Regions from separate parts of the Mus musculus genome. Here all the other regions are linked to region 2. A link is a contact called in ENCODE Hi-C or POLR2A ChIA-PET data. All regions are on one chromosome and are shown on one strand. Each heading gives the region's core, a stretch centred on a gene start or an enhancer-like site at or near the end of the contact. The rest is flanking DNA. Distances are from core to core; before and after follow the strand shown. Region 1 overlaps Ahdc1 (AT hook, DNA binding motif, containing 1). Region 2 overlaps Ahdc1 (AT hook, DNA binding motif, containing 1). Region 3 has its middle 12 kb from the start of Gm26615.

Region 1 (3,825 bases), core at 203-2,702, 36 kb after region 2:
AGAAATGAGGCTGAGGCGGGTGTGTGACAGGGTGCTGTGGGGTGCGGGGGGGGGGGGGGGGGGGGCCTGGAACGCTACATGTGAGCTCAAAGGGGCGAATGGGTCAGGGCGGTGACTAGGCAGGGCTGTGCATGTCACAGACAGGCAGAGTGTGTTTGGAGAAAGGTGTAGGAGTGTCCTTATGCCTTTCCAGGGTTGAACCTAGAGTCAGCTAAGCCTGAGGAGCTAGGCCTCTGGAAGGGGTAGAGTGGGACCCTCTGAGGAACAGGAAGGCTTGCACATGCATGCTAGGGAAGGCACTAGAAGCTATCAGGACATTTGGAGGTACCCGAGAGCTAAGGCTTTGTCTGTGAATTTTGAGAGAAATGTGAATATGAGGAGCTGTGTGTCTGTGTCTGTGTGTGCTTGTGTGCTGGAGAGGGGGGTGTTGATAAGGTGTAGAGGTCCCCGCCTGTCTGCAGGCTGACACGCTTTAGCTGGGGGTAAATGTGTGTAAGAGGAGATGTTGGATGTGAAATCTGTGCATGTGAGAAGGCATGGGGGCTGTGGGCAGGTCCTGGGGTGTAGCTGGTGAAGTGTTGAGGCTGAAGAAGGTTCTGATGCCCTTGAGGATGTGTGTGGTAGACGCTGTGTGTGTTGGGGTGACTGGGAGTCATAAAAAAATCAGGGTTTGGTTAAGTGCTGGAACTGCACTGTGTCTGGAAAGATGTGGCAATATTCCTGGACAGGTTACAGGGACTTGAACTGGGTATGGATGCGGAGGTGTCAGGGCTGAAGAAGCCGTGGGTCTGAGAATGTCACAGGGGCTTCTGTTTTGAGGAAAGGAGACTGTATTTGAGGAGGTGCCCTATGGGCTGGGAAGGCAAGTACGGTCCCTGATATCAGAGAGGATGGGCTTATAAAGTGTAGGAGTGGGAGAGTATCAGGGTTAGGACGAGGCTCCTGGTGTCTGGGGAGGTGTTCCAGGTACGAACAAGAACAAGGGTAGCGGTGTGGTGTTTTCATTTGGGGGTGTGTTGGCTATGTGCGTGTGAGACAGTTGGGTATCAAGGAGGTGTTGGTGTTGGGTGGTTGTGCAAGAAGTGTTGGGGCTCTGTGTTTGTGGGTACGCTTAGCTGTGATTTGGAGTTGCTGGAGCTGTAAGCATACACTAGGGGGCTTGTGTATTTTGGGGACTGCAATTAGGGGTCCTGTGCTTAGAGAGCTGTTAGGGAGCAGTATGGTGAGGGGAAGGGAATAGGCTTCTAGGATGATGAAAGGCAGAATCTCTGGGGCCCACCTGGGGACTGCACACTGCCTTCCCTCCAACTCCTTGCTTTGGGGTATCTATGCTAGGACCACACTGTTGAGACAGGCCAGTCCATCTGTCTCCACCTGTGCCTCAGCTCCAGGAGCAGAGCTACCTTCTCAATCCCTGGGGAGCAGCAATGCATCTCAGCCCACCCATCTGCCTTCAGAAGGTCCGCACAGAAGCCTCCACCAAGCTGCCCCGAGGGGCATCACTATGTTTGAAGAGGCACTGGCTGTGGGTGGGGAGAACTACACAGAAACTGTTCTTATGGAGGCTCCTTTGAAAGCCACCGCCACCAGGCAAGGGGACGCAGGAAGACAGGGTAGATATGTCTTGTCCTTGGGCTGCCTGTGTGGGTCAGTGGCCAGCTGCACACACACACACACACACATATACACACCCCGTAGCCTTCCTCGTGCTTTTATGCTGATTGTCCCTATTCAGGTAGGACCAAGGCCTTGGCAAACACCCATCCAAGCCAGAACAGCAGGCACACACTGGTACCTGCAGCTATACCCTCAGCTATGCACACCCCTAAGTTCAGACAGACACCCACCTCCTTCCACATACAATGTGCACCACGGCACGGTTCTATGTGTAGTTCATCCTCAGGACATATATATGTATATATAATATATATGTATATTATGTATTATATATTATATATATATACACACACACAAGCATGCACGCATGCGCGCGCGCGCACACACACACACACACACACACACACACACACACACTGCATCAAGCTACTTGTCTCTGTAAAACCAAGTATAGCTGCACACCATCTTGTCAAGGTAACCTGAAGTCAAGGTTTCTTTTTCTTTCTCTGATGATACTGGAGATTGAACCTGAGGTCTTGTGCACTCTAGGAAAAGGCCCCCCAGCACTGAGCTATGGCCCCAGTCCCTCTTTGCTCACCCTCATCTTATAAGTGTGCATTCACATTGGTACCTGCACACACACCACACCACACACACACACCATCACACCCATAGCCCTTCTCACACATGCTCTTTCTCACATACTCCATGACAGACAGACTCATGCATGTTCATGTTTGCCTACCCATACACCCTTACCAGATAACTCCTTCCCACTTCCCAGTCCTCCAGCCCACCTTTGTGTCCAGGTTATCCCCTCCCCCCTCACTGAACAGATAGATCTTCTACCAGCCGGGTCAGAGCAGGGCCCCTCTGTGCTCAGGTCTGACTCTTACTGTGTCAGAGTTTGGGTTGTGACAGCACATCCCGAGACCTCACAGCAGGCCTGTGTGTCACCAGCTAAGAAAGCACAGACATGTAACCTGTTACATGGCAAGAAACAGAGTTGATGTAAAGGTGGCAGGACCAAGTCACAAAATGTGGCTGTGTGTACAGGTGGGAGCCTCCACCGGAGACATCCTCTGGTAAGTTAGTGAACAAGAAGGGGCCTTTCCTGAGACAAGAGAGCCACACATTTTTGGGTAGGCGTGGGGGCCAGGAGAGCCCTCTCGCCAATCCCCCTTCCAACAGAAGAGCAGAGAGGAAGGGACTGTTCAAGGCTTTGCTGGCATCCCCATCCTGACCTCCTTTAGCAGCTGGAAACCGAGCTGGGGGTGGAAGGAATGGAGACTTGGCTAGCCTGGGGGTTTGGGGAGGGCCGAGGCAGAAAACACCTTCCAGATTCTCATCAAATTCCTGTTTGTGGTTTGTAGCCTCCAGTCAGTCAGTCTCTCTCTCTCTCTCTCTCCCTCTCTCTCTCTCTCTCTCCCACCCCAGGGTTTCCCTCCTTTCTTTATCTCTTCCTGTTTCTCAGTCTCTCCCCATCTTTCTCTTTGCTTACCCTGTCTCTGTCTCTCCTCTGCCTTTCTGTTTTCCTGACGCCTCTCCCTGCAGGCACCTCTGTCTGTCTGTGTCTCCCTGTCCCAGTTCATCTGTCTGTCTGTGCGTGGGTGTCTCTGTCCATCTGTTCTACCACCCATCTGTCTGCATTAGTCCTTCTAAAGGTGTCCATTCCCATATTCTCATTCTCTCTCTCTCTCTCTCTCTCTCTCTCTCTCTCTTTCCCCTTCCCTCCCTCCCTCCCTCCTCCAGGTCAGCAAAGGCCCCTCCTGGCTCAGGAATGGGGGGGGAGGGGGACAGACCTGCAGCTTCTGGTTTCGGTAGCATCTGGACAAGATGGGGGAGTTGAGGCCTGCCAACTGCAGAAATGGCCCCTCCCCTCAGCTCCCAGGCCAAGGACCTCAGAGCAGAAGAGTCACAGCAGGGCTTTACCTGCAGCTGAGTTCATACCTGGTTAGGCAGGGGTCTCACTTCACCCTCACACCTGTACCCTCCCCTTAGCCTACCTTCCTTAAGCCCCAGCCAATGAGAGAGACACAGGGCACCAGGGGAGAGGGAAAGACTAGGCCTTAAGGGAAGGAGGGGCTGGGAGCCAGGGCTTCCTGTCAGCTGGGCAGGAGGGGCTCTTTCCCTCCTCCTTTCCAGGCAGTCTCAGGGGACCTCCTCCTCCTCCTCTGGTCCTAGCTCCAGGCATTAGGGGCTACCCTA
Region 2 (3,828 bases), core at 506-3,005:
TAAGTCAAATTGCTTCATCATCCAAAGATTCAGACTAGCCCTGGCCTCCTCAACTATCTCAACTACCACTTCTAATCTCTTTTCCCCCAGTTTGTTATCAAGATGCACTACCTCCCCTGACCACTAGGTGTCCCCCTGGAGCCACTGATGCCCCAAGGGGAACTGGTCCTGCCCCGCCCCCATCATCTCCCCCAACCCCAGAACAGTACAGCACTGCATACCCCACCCTACCCTATCCTCAGCCACACAGAGCTCCTTTGTACAGCCCCCGCCCACCCTCTTCCTGTCCAGAGTGGGGCACCTGGCAAGCAGGTCTGTTCCTGAACCGCCCCCTGCCAGCCCCTTGCCCCGAGTGCCAGGTGTGTAGGCGCCACTGCCAGCTCTCACTGAACCCGAGGGTCACCTCATTGGCAGCCCTCCCTTCCTCCCTCCGAGGTCACCCAGGGACTGTGCTTTCCGCCCCACTCCACCCCCATTCCCTCCTGCCCTTGGCCCTTCCAGACTCCTGTCCTTGTCTTTCCTTCTGTCTCCCAGAGGACTCCCTCTTCCAGTACCACTAGCACCTCCTCCCACCTCTCTCCCGCCCCCGCCCACATCCCTCCCCAGAGAGAGCCAGTTCGGCCACGCCCCTCACTGCCGACCAGGTCGGAAGAACTCCTCCCCCTGGAAAGTCACTGTTGAAAAGGAAGTGACTTCAGCAGTTTGGCCACAAGGCTGGGCATTGCTGAGCCCAGCGCAGCCCAAGTCCTGCCCAGCCCACCTCCAAAACACAAAGGGAGCCATGTGCACATGCCACCTCACCTTGTGCTCAGAACCCTGAGCACACACAAACCCACCCAAGGGTGTTTGAGTCTTGGTCCACTAGTACCCTGTGTGGTAGACAGCCCAGGATACCCACACCTGCATAGGATCCATAGCCAGCAGTCACCACTACAGCACACATGTGAAGCTCTTAACTATTCCCCCCACATAGGCCACTTATGTAACTCTTGCATACACAACCCTGTGCACTAAGGACAGAGAGCCCCACACACCTGCTTGCACACAGACCCAGCACAGCACATTTACAGCCTCACATCCTCCTGCAGCCCTGCCTCCCCACCCTTCCCATCCCTGGAGGCCCAACCCCCATGCAGACCTCAGGAATGCTCCTTTGGAAGTTGGGTGGGGTTTCCAGCAGGCTAAACTCTAAGGAGCTTCCTGGAGCCTGAGGCTTCATGTGTCAGTTCAGGGAGTTGCCTCTATAGGGCAGGGCAGCCCCACCTGGCCTCTGTGGCTGGGAGCCTGGGTGGGCTAAACCTGGGCCACAAGAAAGATGGGTCCTGCCATGGCCTGCCCTGCGGCCAGCTGCCGGGCATGCAATCACACCTGGACTACCATGGCCTCTCAGCTCTGTAGAGGAGTCCTGGGGAGGTCAGCTGCATATATCAGGCACGCTGGCTTCCACCTCTGCCCTGAATCCTGGTCACCGTCACAACCCATCTCTCCGCCCAGTTCTCCAGGTCATGGAGGCATAGGGAAGAGTCCTCAGGCTAGGAGGCAGGATGCTAAGGGACTCACTGTGCCACATGAGCCTCTATTCCCTTCTCTGGATAATGGGGAGTTCGAATAGGCTAGATTAATGTCTCTCTCTCTGCCTAAGCTAAGAGGCGATCTTTGTTACACTGGCTCACAGTTACCTGCGCAGGCTCTGCAGAGGCTGGACTCAGCAAGAAAGGGCTGTCTCCACCAGCATCAGCTTCTCCAGGGTAGTCTTTGCAGAGGCCTGAGCAGTGCCACTCCCCCGGTCACCTGGGACCCTCGGCACTCACTCAGCTGGCTTGGCTCTGGGGTCCAGGCCGATGGGTAGACAGTCAGGCAACCTCCCCATCTGTAGAAGCAAACACAGCACACCAAAGATAAGCATAGATGGAGCATGGACGGAGGAGTCAGGCAGAGGGCAACTGAGCCAGGTGGGCATGCTCCACAAATACCAGTCCTGATCTGACTTTACCCCACTGCAGAGGCTCAGTACCTACCTACCATCCCACCTTCTTTCTTTGAACTCTTTAAAAATGCAATGACTTGGAATGGAGAGATGGCTCTGTGGTTAAGAGCACTGGCTGCTCTTGCAGGACTCTGGTTCAACTCCCAGCAACCACATGGCAGCTAACAGCTGTCTGTAACTCCTGTTCCAGGAAATCGGACATCCTCACCCAGACATACACGCAGGCAAAGCACCAATAATACGCATGAAATAAAAATAAACGACTTTTAAAGTTACTTTTAAAAAAGACTTAATTATATTTTAAATGTTTTGCACGCCTGGTGCCCACAGATCAGAAGAGGGCGTCAGATCCCCATGGAATTGGAGTTACAAGATGGTGGTAAGCTACCCTGGAGGTACTGTGAATAGAGCCCAGATCCTTGGAAAGAGCAATAAGTGCTCTTAAGCCCTGAGCCACTTCTCCAGCCCCCAGTCCCTGTCTCTTACATCCCAGACTCCTGTTGAGAAGCAGTATCTTTGCAAGTCTAGATACTCACACGTGTGCACAAACAGCACACCAGAGAAAGTGGAGGGAACCTGGCCTTGGCTCAACTCCTTATCCTGTCTACAGCCTATATATTCTTCCCCATTTTCTCACCCCTAAAAATGAGGAGTGACATCTTATGAAGCAGAGAGACAGCTCTGGGGCTGGTAACTGTACAAGTCTGAGTCGCTGTCCCTAGAGGAAGAGGAAGGTGTGCCCACTGCCATGGAGGTGTATGTGGAGCTGGCACCTGCCCAATGCCAGCAGCAACTGGATATAGCTCTTGTTTTTAGATACAGGGTTTGTTTAGGTCCCCCTAACTGTTCTGGAACTCATTCTGCAGACCAGGCTAGCCTAGAGATCCACCTGCCTCTGTCTTCCTAGAGCTAGGCTTTGAAGTGTGCACCACCACCCCGTCTGGTTTCTTTAATAACCATGGCCTACCTTGCCACTCCAGTTTCCTGCCTAGTAGCTGGCCCCATTGTCTGCACTGAGGCCGGGGAGAGTGGGGGAGTTTAAGAACCAAGCATCACAGAAGCTTATAGGTTCTAGTTACTTGGGAATGTGCATTGGTGAGACTCAGTCATCTGTGTAGATACACACATCTGTATGTGGGTTGCTGGGGCTACTCTGCCTGTCAGTGTGCATCTCTGTGTGTCAGTGTGGGCAGCAGCATGCTTAAGACTGTACGTGTGGGAGGGCTCAAGTGTGGCTCAAAGGTATAGCACTTGCTAGAATACAAGATCCCGGGTTCCACTCCCAGCACCACAGAGAAATGAATACAGTTCACACATGGATCCTGAGTTTGATCAGTAGTGATTGGTATTATCAGCTGAGTCTACGTATCTACCAGAATTAAGTGTCTTCAGTTTATAATCGTGGACACGCCCACCATCTAGATTTCTATTCTGTTCACTTCTCTGTGTATTTGGCTGAGCCCGTGACAGGTGTGCCCAGCTGTGAGTGTATCTGTGTGTACATACTGCACCTGGTTCACTGAATCTCACTGTGTCAGGAGCCAGACCAGCCCCTGCCTGCCTCGGAGCTCTTTGGATGTGTTCGGCAGCAGGGTGGGGGCGGGTGGCTTATCCTCTGCTGTCCCTGCAGGTTTCCAATCTCCAGGCCTGTGACTGTAGGCGCTGGTGTCACTGCAGATCAGCACTGCCTACCTCCTACCTCTGCCTTTCCTTTCCGTGGGCTTTCAGGGTCATAGCATAATGGCGTGACTGGTCACAGTGTCCCTGTGGGTTTGTTTTGCCATGGTCAGCACGTGCTTGCGGGTGTGTTTGCATGTGCAGATTCGTATGACCTTATCATT
Region 3 (3,883 bases), core at 426-2,925, 40 kb before region 2:
TTAGACTCAGGGGGGGTAGTTACGGTCTGTCCCATGATCTCGAAAACACTTAAAGACAGGAGAAAACTAACGAAGAACAAAAGAACAACAACAACAAACAAATCAGACGCGCGGCGCGGTTTCGGCGTAAAACCGAAAGCAAAAATTCAGATGGGGGAGGGGAGCGTTTCGGCCCCTCGCCGCCCAACAGAACCACGTATCCCTCGGTCAAAGGAGAGGCTCTAAAGAGTCCGAGACGGGTCGGGTTCTCAGATACAGATTGGGCCACAAAGATGGCCCCCGATGCCTCTGAGACGTCTCCCAGGGCTGCGGCCGGGAATACGAACTCGTCAGTTCTTCCGCGGACCCGCCAGATACAGATCTAGTTAGCTAACTAGTACAGACGCAGGCGCAAACATTAGATGCCGGCACACACACACACGCACGGAGACAGAGACAGACACGAAACGACCGCTGGCCAGCTTACCTCCCGGCGGGGGTCGGTGGTCCCTGGGCAGGGGTCTCCTAATCTCGGTGGGACCTCCAAATGAAAGACTCCCGAGGTGGGTAGTCAATTAATCTGAGGAGACCTTCCCAAGAATCAGCGAGCCCACGATTCGGATGCAAACAGCAAGAGGCTTTATTGGGAACACGGGTACCCGGGCGACTCAGTCTATCGGAGGACTGGCGCGCCGAGTGTGGAGTTCTTACCCTTTTTATAGGGCTGGGGCTGGGGAGCAAAAAGCGTGGGTACAGAAGCGAGAAGCGAGCTGAGTCTGGGAACCATCTGTTCTTGGCCCTGAGCCGGGGCCCAGGTGGGTATCATCTGTTCTTGGCCTTGAGCCGGGGCCCAGGTGGGTACCATCGGTATCCTGTTTGGCCCTTGTCCTAGTATTATTCAGCCTTGATTTTTAGCTGTTAATCTTTAACTGAACTTCCTTGTAGCTTTTGAGAACTCAGCTCTGGTACTTTTTCATGCCTTGCAAAATGGCGTTACTGCAGCTAGCTTGCTAAGCCTTATGGTGGGGTCTTTCAAAGGAAAAGGCAGTGAGCTCAGCCTCCAGGGTGTCAGGAGGCATGGAATGCTCTCAAGGAAGGCAGTGTCAGGATTCAGCTCGTGTTTTCAAAAACTCACCCTGGTGGCTGTGTGTAAGATGGATTATGGATTGAAGAGGGAAGGCAGGCGACAAGAGGAGGGGGAACTGAGGAGCCACTGGGGGAGACAAAGACACAGCACCTGAGGCTGGGCCTGAATGCCCCCTGCCTGTGAGGCTCTGAACCCCCTCCCAATCCTCCCCTCCACCCTCCAGGCCTGTTGTCTTGAGCAGCGGTGGGAAGGACAGGGCTGGCAAAACTGACACTCACTAATCACGGCCCTCACCCCAGAGCTGCACTGACTGTCTGGTCTCCATGGAGACACGGCAACCTCCGGCCACTTGTTAATGGCAACTCAACAAGGCTGCAGCAATGAGGCCCGGGCCTGACCAGTGTGCCCAGCTCTGCACCATTCATCCCAGTTTGGGCCTCTGCAGAAGACCCCAGGGGTGCGGGAGTTGGGGCACAGGAAGAAGGACTGGTTGGCTACACCCCTCTGCAGCCCCGCCTCCTTTGGCACTGCCAAGCAGCGAGGGCAGAGGCAGTCTCTGCCCTGGCTGACTCCTCCGCAGGGCTGCTGGGAAGCTGAGCTCATGCAGGTCACCCAGGCAAGGCCAAAGGGCTGGCGGGGGATGGTGAGGAATCCAGAGGGGACCTGCCTGCATCCCACACACAGCAGAATGGAGGTGGGGTGAGCTTCTCCTGCACCAACAACCCTCTGCTCTGCTAGCCTGAGGCAGGGGCCCAATTGGGAACCATCTGTCCAGAACCTCTTCCCAGAGCACTGTCGCTCCTCCATTGGAAATGCCACCATTAGCAATCCGTTCCATCAGGAGGCCGCATGGCTTAGCACACAAAACACTGGCTTTGCAGTCAGGCCAGCCTGGGTATAAAAACTTGGCTCTGTCCTTAACCGTTGAGCATTGATTTCTCCATCTGTAGGATGGGGACGATAATTGCGCATGTGTGTATGTGCGCAGGAGGAAGTGCTATGGATGTTTCCTGGAGACTGATCTTAATACCTGTGCTTTCCATTCCAGGAGCCATTTCTCTCTTTCTTTCTCTTCCCCCAAGGAGCCATTTATTTTTGCTTCTTCTCTTCTTCCCTTCCTTTCTTTAAAAAGAAAAAAAAATTTATGGGCAGGGCGTAGGCAGCCCACGCCTTTAATCCCAGCACTCTGGAGGCAGAAGCAGGTGGATCTCTGTGAGTTTGAGGCCATCCTGGTCTACGGAGCACAGCCCCATCTGGGGGTGGGGGTGGGGGGCAGTGGGGGTGGGTTGGGAGGAGGGGGAGATGGAAAATAAAGGAACAAACAAAAGATCTTTTTGAAACAGGGTGTGTTACCCAAGCTGATCTAAAACCAGCTTTGTAGCTAAGAATGACCTTGAACTCTGCCTTCACTTCCCAAGTGCTGGGATTGCAGCCTTTCTTTGCCACCACAGACCATCTGGGTCCTCTTCCACACTTCCCAGGATGATCCCACAGATGTTCCATACTCCTGTAACTGCCCCACATTTGTGGTCCCCATAGACTGGGCTGGGTAGAGTGAGCATCAGGACAAAACGGAGGAAATAAACAGGGGATGGGGAGGAGGGGGAAGAGGTTCTCTCTGCCTTTTTTCCCTCTTCCTCCTCTTCCTCCCCTCTTCCTCCCCCTCCTCCTCCCCCTCCTCCTTTTCCTCCCCTCCTCCTCTGCCTCCTCCTCTCCTTCCTCCTCTGCCTCCTCCTCCCCCTCCTACTCCCCCTCCTTCCCCTCCTCCTCCTCTCTCTCCCCCCTCCTCCTCCTCTTCTTCTTCCCCTCCTCCTCTTCTTCCTTTTCCTCCTCCTTCTTCCTCTTTCCTGTTAACCACTCCACGGAGATGTAGGCCTCTTCCCCACCCCCCTTCTCACTGTCGTCCATCTGTCTATCCCTCCCTCTCACAAACAAGAGCTGAGCCCCTCTATCCCCGGGTCCTCAGAGATGCAGATACCACCTCAGCCAGCAGATAAACCAGGAGCCAGGCTCCCAGACATCAGGCACCCCACCGTTGGCTGGGGGCCTAGATCCAGCCACATCCCTGCAACGTGGTTCTCCTCGCTCATTCCCTAGGCAATGCTGCAAGCCGAAAGGGTCCTGGGAACTCATCTACTGCAGCTATCAGGATGAAAAAACCAGAGGCCCAGGGCAGCCCAGGAGCCCACAGCAGCTCCACTTTGAAGCTGACAATATGGGCCTGCTTAGGAGGCAGCTTTTTGGCTCTCTGGATCCTGCTGACAGCTGTGTTCTCAGCAGCAGCTGGAATGTTGGTAGGAGCCTGTCTGGCCTTTGCACCCTGACTCCCCAGGGCAGAGCCAGGTGGCCCTGGTGGGGGCCCAGTGGGGAATGGGGATGGTTCTGAGTGCTTGGTGAGGGCATGGGATCCCAGGGAGAAGATAAGGGAGGCAGTGCTGGGTCTGAAGACTGAATCAGAAGCGCTGATTCATCTCAGCTCTGCTGGGCACTGGCTGGCCAAACCTGCCTTTTCTTTTCTCTCTTTCCTTTAACTTCTTAAAACAGATTTATTTTATGTGTATGTGTTTTCCTACACGTATGCCTGGGTACCATATGCATGTCTTGTGGCCACAAAGGTTAGGAGAGAACATGGGCTCCCCAGGACGTGGAGTGACAGGTGGTTGTAAGCTGCCACATTAGTGCTAGGAACTCCTGACCTCTGAGCCATCTCTCCAGCATCCCCTTTTCTTCTTATTTAACAAAGGTGGGCCTTGAACTCGTTGCAATCCTCCTGCCTCGGCCTCCTAAATCCTGGAATTACAAGGCATGAGTCAACAT

The links. Hi-C counts contacts between places; a loop is a spot of excess contacts on that map. ChIA-PET counts read pairs that join two places held with the same protein, here RNA polymerase II (POLR2A).
Region 1: a loop to region 2 is called in a map of adrenal gland, with 6 times the contacts of the local background. The contact joins two enhancer-like sites. A Hi-C loop is called at or near these places in 21 of 37 maps with a recorded cell type or tissue (CH12.LX, Patski, T-helper 1 cell and 6 more). POLR2A ChIA-PET finds 5 or more read pairs at or near these places in 4 of 5 experiments (Patski and embryonic stem cell).
Region 3: a map of heart shows a loop between it and region 2 (3-fold over the local background). The contact joins two enhancer-like sites. A Hi-C loop is called at or near these places in 5 of 37 maps with a recorded cell type or tissue (heart and v-Abl transformed pro-B cells). POLR2A ChIA-PET finds 5 or more read pairs at or near these places in 3 of 5 experiments (Patski and embryonic stem cell).

Annotation. Positions count from the first base shown.
Region 1 is chr4:133,017,183-133,021,007 of GRCm38, reverse strand. The region is part of intron 2 of Ahdc1 (AT hook, DNA binding motif, containing 1); the gene reads right to left. Among named protein-coding and RNA genes, the nearest start is that of Ahdc1, 7.6 kb to the right of the region's middle. Within about 2 kb of position 1,452, at least 1 of the 3 ENCODE cell types and tissues checked has a DNase peak (open chromatin) inside an H3K27ac peak, as active enhancers do; it is heart, where a contact is called at or near this core.
Region 2 is chr4:133,053,055-133,056,882 of GRCm38, reverse strand. It overlaps Ahdc1 (AT hook, DNA binding motif, containing 1), which reads right to left. Exons shown (of 7, transcript NM_146155.3): 3 at 1,680-1,870. Among named protein-coding and RNA genes, the nearest start is that of Gm26615, 28 kb to the left of the region's middle. Within about 2 kb of position 1,755, at least 1 of the 3 ENCODE cell types and tissues checked has a DNase peak (open chromatin) inside an H3K27ac peak, as active enhancers do; it is heart, where a contact is called at or near this core.
Region 3 is chr4:133,093,088-133,096,970 of GRCm38, reverse strand. No RefSeq gene overlaps it. Among named protein-coding and RNA genes, the nearest start is that of Gm26615, 12 kb to the right of the region's middle. Within about 2 kb of position 1,675, at least 1 of the 3 ENCODE cell types and tissues checked has a DNase peak (open chromatin) inside an H3K27ac peak, as active enhancers do; it is heart, where a contact is called at or near this core.